Linked DNA regions of Homo sapiens: regions 1 and 2 are each linked to region 3. A link is a contact called in ENCODE Hi-C or POLR2A ChIA-PET data. All regions are on one chromosome and are shown on one strand. Each heading gives the region's core, a stretch centred on a gene start or an enhancer-like site at or near the end of the contact. The rest is flanking DNA. Distances are from core to core; before and after follow the strand shown.

Region 1 (2,700 bases), core at 139-2,638, 730 kb before region 3:
GTCAAAGTCTGAAGGAGGTGAGGAAGTGAGCCATGTGGATATCCACATGATTCTATGGAGCACAAAAGGAGACAGACTCTCTGCTTGAAACATTTCTACAACCTATAGCAGCAAATATATGGTAATATTTGTGACAACATTCTGTAAGCTATAATGGTCTATAAATATAGGATGTTTTCAGTCAACTACACATAAAACTATTAACAAGAACAAGATCATATATCAGCATTATGAATGTATATAAAACTACCCAGTACAATTAGGGAATATGATCATGTACAATTTAAGGACTATATGGTACCAGAAAAACTCTGGTTAGTTTTTTTCCCCCCCAAAGGCGAAAGAGGAAAACCCTTGAGGCTTCTGCTTGGAAGCCCACTTGTTGTTTGTGGTAAGGTAGGATATAATCAGTATTTGTGGGTATAAAAATTATATTCTCTGGGAAGCCAGATGATGTTAGAGAGAAACCATCCCATGAGTTATTTGCATGTTGATGGGGCCAAAAGCTTCCAGAACAAAGTTTTCTTTCTTAATCTGCATTTAACTGCCTCACAAGGTCTGGAACCTAGGAATAAATGTTGGCTTAAACAACAACAACAACAACAACAAATTGTACTGCTTGCGTTCCATCTAGACCCAGGGATTCCAGAGTAACTCAGGAGGAAGTCTTTAGAGACCTAACCTGAGTTAAGAAAAAAAAATATATATATATATTTTTTTTTCGGTAAAAGCAGGTTATGGCTGGGCAATCGGTCTCTTAATAGAATCTTTGTGAACTTCCTTATGTCGCAGCGATCGTTGCCAGGTTGTGCGTTCACACTGATTATCTTGCTAAAAAGCACTCCCTGCACTTGGAACACACATATTCACATCCCAGCAAAGAAGGAAGGCCTGGATGCTGTTGCTTGTCTGCTGGGGCAAAAAGGGGCGTGCCATGTGCCCAACGCTGGCCAAGCACCAGTCACTCACTCATCCATTTATTCAACAAATATCTTATTATGCTCCTATTCAGTGCCCAGTAGGGGTGCCTCCTTGCCCACCAGGGTCATCTAGAGCTCCTGTGGGTGCGATGGGCGGAGTCGAGAACTTCAGATTCCCAGGCCTGGCTCTTCCCTCCAGTAGGGATCGGAGACAAAGAGATGCGCCCCTGCAGCTCCCTAGGTTGAGGGCTCCGCCCGCGGCCCCAGGGGCTTAGGTGCGGCTGCTCCTCCACTTCCCAGCCCGAGGGGGCGCTGCAGCGCCCGGCGCTCGGCCCGCCCCTACGCCGCGCTCCGCTCGCATCGGCGCTGCGGGCGGCGCCGCGGTGATACGTTCCCCCTCGCCGCGCTCCCCCTCCTCCTCTGCCCTCCCCGCCGGTGGTAGGTGCCGGAAGTGCCGCCATTTTGGGGTGTTCTGCTCTGGCGGCAGCGGCAGCGGCGGCGGGACGCGGAGGCTCCCCCGGGATTCGGCCTCAGCAGCGAGGCGGCGGCGGCGGCTGCGGAGGCGCAGGCAGCAACTGAGGCAGCGGCAGGCTCAGGTGCAGCCGCTGGTGAGTGCTGCGGCCGCAGGATAACGGGCCGCGGGAGGGAGGGAGGGGAAAAAAGGCAAGAGGGAGGCGCCGCGGGGCGGGTCCGGTTAGGGAGGCCGCGGGTCACAGGGCCCTCCGGGCGCGGCCTTTTCTCGTTCCCTGCGTCCTGGGGTAGGGCTGCGATCTCCTCCTGCATGTCGGGGTCCCCGGCTCCCCGGGTCCTGTCGCGTTTGCCCAGCGCGTGCCCCCGCGCCCAGGGAGACCCGCCCTCCTCGTGGCTTTGCTTCCTCTCCCCGCGCCCTTTACCTTCACTCTCTAGGCTCAGAGGCCTCGTGCCCTGCCCAGGGCCAGCTCCGTTTTCCTCGTCTTTCTGGCTGCCGTGCTGGACCCAGGCTACCTGCCCGGGACACCCCATCTCTGCCCCTGTCGTCTCACGTGTTCTTAGTGTCCACTCCTGTGGGTGCCGAAGGGTCCGCGCCCCTAGAAGGCAGCGCTTTTCCCGAGCCTCGAGAGCCCCTCGTTCCTCGCCCCAGATCCGCTACGGCCTTGGCTCGCCCTCCCCCCACATCAGGTGCTCACCCAGTCGTGGCCTAGTAGCTGGGCAGGAATCTCGCACCCGGGAGCGGGAGGAGCACATTAAAGCGCTTTCTTCGCTAGGGACCAGGCTTTGATTTTAAAGCCAGTGGTGTCGTGGTTGTGGTCCTCCGGGTAGGATGTTGTTGTAATTCTTGGAGACCATTACACATGCACCAAGGAGCTTCTCATTGGTTTAGGCTCATACCCATAGTTGAGGGGAATGTGGTAAGATTTTGACTGGAATCTGTTTCCGCAAAATGGAATCTCTTTCTCGCCAGGAGAGAGCTGTAGGTTTATTACCTTCGAGTAAAAAGGCTGTATAACAGTTTTAAAGAGCATGAAATGCTTTATAATGTGTGCAGTGTAAGAGGTTACAAATAATGAATCTTTTACAAGAACTTCATCTTTTTTTTTTTTTTTTTTAAGACGGAGTTTCGCTCTTGTTGCTTAGGCTGGAGTGCAGTGGCGCTATCTCGGCTCACTGCAACCTCCCCAGGTTCAAGCAATTCTCCTGCCTCAGCCTCCCAAGTAGCTGGGATTACAGGCATGTGCCACCAGGCCTGGCTAATTTTCGTATTTTTAGTATAGACGGGGTTTCACCATGTTGATCAGGCTGG
Region 2 (2,700 bases), core at 137-2,636, 780 kb before region 3:
AGGATTCTCCTGCCTCAGCCTCCCAAGTAACAGGGATTATAGGTGTGCACCACCACACCCTACTTTTTTTTTTTTTTTTTTTTTGAGACAGAGTCTTGCTCTGTCGCCCAGGCTGGAGGGCAGTGGCACGATCTCGGCTCACTGCAAGCTCCGCCTCCCGGGTTCACGCCATTCTCCTGCCTCAGCCTCCCAAGTAGCTGGGACTACAGGTGCCCACCACCACGCCCGGCTAATTTTTTGTATTTTTAGTAGAGATGGGGTTTCACCATGTTAGCCAGGATGGTCTTGATCTTCTGACCTCATGATCTGCCTGCCTCAGCCTCCCAAAGTGCTGGGATTACAGGCATGAGCCACCGCAATCGGCCAAGATTTCTTGACCTAGCGTCTTTAATCCTTCCGCCCCAAGCCCACATGCAGCCCCAGTTCCCCAACAGCCTCTGCTCTGTACATTTGTGCCGCACTGGCAGCTGCTCTCTGTGTCTGTTGTCTTCCACGGAAGCCTTGTGCAGGAGGAGCTGAGCTGAGAGACAGGGCTATTTATAAATAGAAAGTGGGTGTAAAGTTCTGCAGTCACAAGTGTTTTAAACAAGACTAATTCCATCATCTCCCCCAATCGAACTTTGAAATTTCTGTCCACCTCCTCATCTCCCATCTTTCTCAAAAGCCTGCAAGTTCTTCTCCTCTCCTTGGTCAAAGCCACCATAAGCCTGGATACCATGGTAGCTAAGAGATGTGACATGGAACAAAGTGTAGGAATTATATAGATTCAGCATAGTCAGAGTCAAAGCTACTGACATAACATAAATGTTCCTACCACCTAGTAATATTTAGTGATGGCTCACCATGTGCCCTGCCCATGTCGCCATTAGCTCCAACCCATAAAACAGCCATATAAGCTAAATACTGCTCCCATTTTAGTAGTGGAAAAGTGAGACTCAGAAGGGTTCATTGATTTGCCCAAGACTGGTGGTAAATAGCAAAGCCCAGATTCTGATATGGGTCTGCAAATCTGGAATTTCTAATATGGCACGCACATGCATTGCGTCCCAGTATTTTTCTGCATGATGATCGGAGCACAGATTTTAACGAAGAGTGAAGTATGAATCTTAATGAGAGGAGGGAACTCGTGGTTTTATTATAATAATGAAAGGATCAACATTGTATGCTCAACAGTTAGTTAGATGCCCAGAAGCCCAACTCAAACTGGCTACATTGGCTCAAGTAATAAAAATGGCCAGTGGTGAATCTGGGGGTTCAAACAAGGGCATCGGGATTCGGTCTTCCCACCCCTCGGCTGGTTTCCCTCTCCGACGGGCTCTCCACATGGCAACAAGATGCCAGCTGGCAGCTCCACTCACATGGCTTCTTAGAGCTTGTGATTCCAGAGAAAGAGCAAAATCACTTTGGAGAGCTCCAGCAAAAATCCCCAGGAGGACTCTGGCTTGAAACACACACCCATCTGTAAAGCATTTGGTGTGTCTGGGAGACGCTAGCCAGGCCTGAGTCACAGGCCCATCTGAAGGGGTAGAGGTCCAGGGTCAGCCCCAGAACCACATACATTCTGCTGTTCTGTTCTGTTTCCTGTCCTCCGCCCCCACACTCTTCTCAGAGCTGGACTGTTTTCTAGTGGGATGCATGGCTCATCCAAGGAAGGTTCACTGGGCAAAGACATACATTACACCCTGTCCAAAAGAAACAGTTTTAATAGAAAGGGAAAAAAACAACAGTTCACCCAGAACATGTGACACGTGAGACTCCATGAAGCTAAGCTGAGCACAGAAGCTGGTGTGTTTGAAACCTTCCATGCACAGGTACATACATATGTCAGCTCAATCACCCCATGAGCCTGATAATAGCCACTTTTTCTCACTTTTTAAGTGAGAGAAATGGAAGCTCAGAGATAAAGATTTAAGTGACTTGCTAGTAAATAGCAAAACTAGAATGCAAACCTGGGTATATTGGAGTCCACATCCTGCAAGCTTTACACCACAGCACACTGCCAAATTGGAGGAAACCAGGTGTTGAGGGTGAGACTGCTAGATGAGCTCGTGGAAGTCGTGTCCCCAGGGAAGCACACATCTGACTGCCTGACGTGCTCTGAGAGCAGCAGGCACTGAGCTGGAGACTGCCCTGTCCTGGTAACTACAGTCTCGCCCAGCTAGTCGCTGAGTGGCTGATAAACTCTTCACATTCATCAATGACAGTTTCCTCTCAGCTGGAAGAAAAAGCTGCCAGGGAGCTGCTCCCCCAACCTTCCTTCTGATGGGGAAAGACTCCCCTGGTGCTGTTGATGAGACAGGAACCAAAGGAGAAAGTTGGATTTGGAAGGAAGGGCATGTGGGCATGGGATGAATGGATGATTGGATAAATAAATAATCCCAGAAAAATGATTTGAAAAGTTAGAAAAAAGTTATGATTCTAAGTTTAGAGACAAGATGGCAATATGGCACAAGAGGGATAGGAAGCTCTGGGATAAATTAGGCTATCGCATTTGCTGAAAATCCCTGTGCAGAGAAAAGGAGAGCCAAAGAAACCAGTGTGGCTCTGTAGAGAGCTCTCTGATAAGTTCAAAATTTAAAAGGTGGGGTACAAGAGACGGAAGGAAAGGTGAAGTCCGTGATAAACTGAGACTTGGAAAAGGTGCAGACAATAAAAGATATTGCTGGTTATGTTCAAGCAAGAGGAAAAAGGAGAAGACAG
Region 3 (2,700 bases), core at 61-2,560:
AGCAATCTTCATAACTGTTCTTTGGATTCTTAAATTTCTGCTTTATTCCTGTTGTGGATAGGAGAAATTGGGTTACTTACAAATGGTCTTTAAGCTTACTACATTGATTCCTGTACTGATCTGATGATGGCCCAAGGCTTTAAGGAGGTGTGTTGATTCATCTAAATTAGGTGGAGTAATATGGACTTAAAAAAAGCACATATCTTTCCTGTTGGTATGATGGGAGACACAAAATGCAGTCAAACCTTGTAAACTAGGATTCAGGACAAACTCCTCCTACAAAAAGAAAATTAAAACTAGTTGCTAACCTTTGGAGATCTCAGAGACTAGGACTTAACTCCTTGAAATATTAATGCCGTTTCTACTACAATTTTCTTAAGAACTCTTCATATTAAATTAGATGATTGCACATTACAATTGTATTGGCATGCAAGATTACTTACATAGACTTGTACATTTATTTACGTTGACTTTTAGGTCAATTTTTGAAAGATCACATTTTACACACAAGATGGGGAAGGTTATTTTTCTTTTTTTCTTTTATAGAGGTATGGTTTTGGTTAGTTGTTCAGGGTGGAGTGCTGTGGTGCAGTCTGGCTCACTGCAGCCTAGTCCTGGGCTCAGGATCCTCCCACCTCAGCCTCCGGAGTAGCTGGGACTAGTCTTGTACCACCATGCCCAGCTAATTTTTTATTTTTTGTAGAGATGGGGTCTCACTTTGTTGCCCAGGCTGGTATTTTTCTATTTCACCTTCTATTACCTTCCTGCCCATCTTGTATCATTGTCCAGGATTCCTCCAGTTTTGTAAAGAACGAATTCCGTGAAAAGGTGAGGTGGAGCATTGTAGGATCTTTTCCAGGCCTTTGAGTTGCCATTTGAAGAACTGCTCGAGTCCAAAGGAGGTTAATGAAGTAAGCAGCTTACATATAATGAGGGGCTATGTATCTACCTTGATGCTTTGGCTGTTACCTGCAGTAATTTTTTTCACCCTTGGAGGAGGGATTAGGATTGTGATAGTGGGAACTGGTCATCTCCTTTGTTTCTGGAATATTACGTGTAATACTACCAAAAAAAGAGGTCCACCCAACTGCAGTAGTCTTCCTAGTTGGTCCATCATTTGCCTCTTGCCTGGGAAAGCCTAGGACCTAGAAGCAGCGCCTGAGGCCTGCAAACCTCTGGGCGAAGATACACTGCGGCCCCTTTAAGCTTTCAGAGTGTGCGGAGAGGGGAGCTGAGGGTGGGGCGGGCACTCTGACAGTGGCGCTCCGGGCCCCGCCCTCGGAGGAGGCGTTTCCCAGCGGACCGCAGCACCAATGCTGCTGCCGCCGCCGCCGCCGCCTGCCGGGTATTCCTGCTGATCCTGCTCGGACCTTAGCTTCCCTGACCTCTCCCTGCCCGGGGAGCGTAAGTGTCAAACCACGGGCAAAGGGCAAGCATCCCGCGACCGTGCTGCAAGTCCTGGTGGACAGTACTGGGGACTTTGCTGGCCTATCAGAGGCTAAGGCGGCGAAAGAGCGTAAACAATGCCGGCTCCAGTGAGCTAAAGCCAGGGTATCTGCTCTACTTCTGGGTGGTGACAGCAGCCGTAGGGTGCTTGTTTGGGCATGCAGTGGGTGAGCAGTGCCCACGACCTGGCTTTGCCCCCACCTGGTTCTTACTTGGGGTGAGGAGAGGGTTGCTTTTACCAGAGTATAACCCATTTGAGCTGAATGGGTGGAGCTGAATCTCTCTCTCTGGGCCTTGGATCCTTACCCTGGTATTTGAAGACCTTGGTAGCTTTGGGATGAGTAAGCATTAGGTTTTCAGCTACCTTGGTACAGTCGAGCAGTAACTCCAAGTTGTCCTAATTCACAGCCAGGTTTAGCTGTCTCTCCAGAGGCCTGTGTTGGTGGTATCCCGTACCCCTTTTGGATATGTTGACAGTGAACATCTCTTAGGAAGAGTCCAGTTAACCTTTCCTCCTGATATAAAGAGCACAATGTGAAAGAGACAGCTCTTTACCCCTCTCCATCTCTGAAGGAATTTGTGGGACGCCACTGTCCCAAGATTAGGAAAGCAAACACACCAAAGTTTGAGATAATCTGCTAGAAAACTGTTCAGATTTCTGGCCGCCTGGTAATGCAGAATACTCCGGCAAGAGGATAACACTTGTCCTTGTTAATGGGAAATACCTGGAGACAGTGAGTTTTTTTTTTAATTTGAGGGAAAGTGTTGTCATTTTTGCCACCTGCTACTCAGAGATGGGATTTTGTCAGATTTTGGTTAAATAATAAAAATCTTAAGTTTTCTATGACAGTTACATAGTTGTTGTGTTTCTTTAATCCAGTTGTCCTTCCTAGACATGGTTTGAGTAGATTTCTGGGCATGTGTATGCATTGCTTTTTTAAAAAAATAATTTCTTTTTTTTTTTTTATGAGCCTATCATCACACTCAGTGGTCATTCAAATGGGTTGCTTTTTGATGGAGCAGAAGTTTTTCTCAAACTTCTGTTAAAATCATTCTGTGCTTCTGCAATAGCATCTCCTTAGCCAGAGGTGAGAGTCCAGGAATGGTAATCAAATTCAGATCTCTTGTATTGTGATAGTGAAGAGCTTTTGTAGGTCAAGAGCTTGGGAATTTGCCATAAAAAAGTCATACTGCCAGTGGTTTTTCTCTAAGTAGAAGAGAAAATAATCTGTACAGTAGCTCTGTAATTACTCT

What was found. Hi-C counts contacts between places; a loop is a spot of excess contacts on that map. ChIA-PET counts read pairs that join two places held with the same protein, here RNA polymerase II (POLR2A). Pooled maps may share reads with other maps.
Region 1: a pooled map shows a loop between it and region 3 (3-fold over the local background). The contact joins the promoter of CELF1 here to the enhancer-like site in region 3. A Hi-C loop is called at or near these places in 1 of 50 pooled maps. POLR2A ChIA-PET finds 5 or more read pairs at or near these places in 3 of 52 experiments (CD4-positive, alpha-beta T cell, GM12878 and MCF 10A).
Region 2: POLR2A ChIA-PET joins it to region 3 with 11 read pairs in AG04450. The contact joins two enhancer-like sites. POLR2A ChIA-PET finds 5 or more read pairs at or near these places in 2 of 52 experiments (AG04450 and endothelial cell of umbilical vein).

What each region holds. Positions count from the first base shown.
Region 1 is chr11:47,551,820-47,554,519 of GRCh38, reverse strand. CELF1 (CUGBP Elav-like family member 1) reads left to right here and starts at 1,388. Exons shown (of 15, transcript NM_001376376.1): 1 at 1,388-1,528. RefSeq lists silencers at 1,113-1,642, 1,713-1,802 and enhancers at 1,150-1,825, 2,501-2,700.
Region 2 is chr11:47,606,342-47,609,041 of GRCh38, reverse strand. It overlaps a transcript of MTCH2 not described here. Among named protein-coding and RNA genes, the nearest start is that of C1QTNF4, 13 kb to the right of the region's middle. Within about 2 kb of position 1,386, at least 5 of the 41 ENCODE cell types and tissues checked have a DNase peak (open chromatin) inside an H3K27ac peak, as active enhancers do.
Region 3 is chr11:46,825,466-46,828,165 of GRCh38, reverse strand. All of the region lies in intron 1 of CKAP5 (cytoskeleton associated protein 5), which reads left to right. Among named protein-coding and RNA genes, the nearest start is that of CKAP5, 19 kb to the left of the region's middle. RefSeq lists enhancers at 878-1,428, 1,429-1,981. Within about 2 kb of position 1,310, at least 24 of the 41 ENCODE cell types and tissues checked have a DNase peak (open chromatin) inside an H3K27ac peak, as active enhancers do.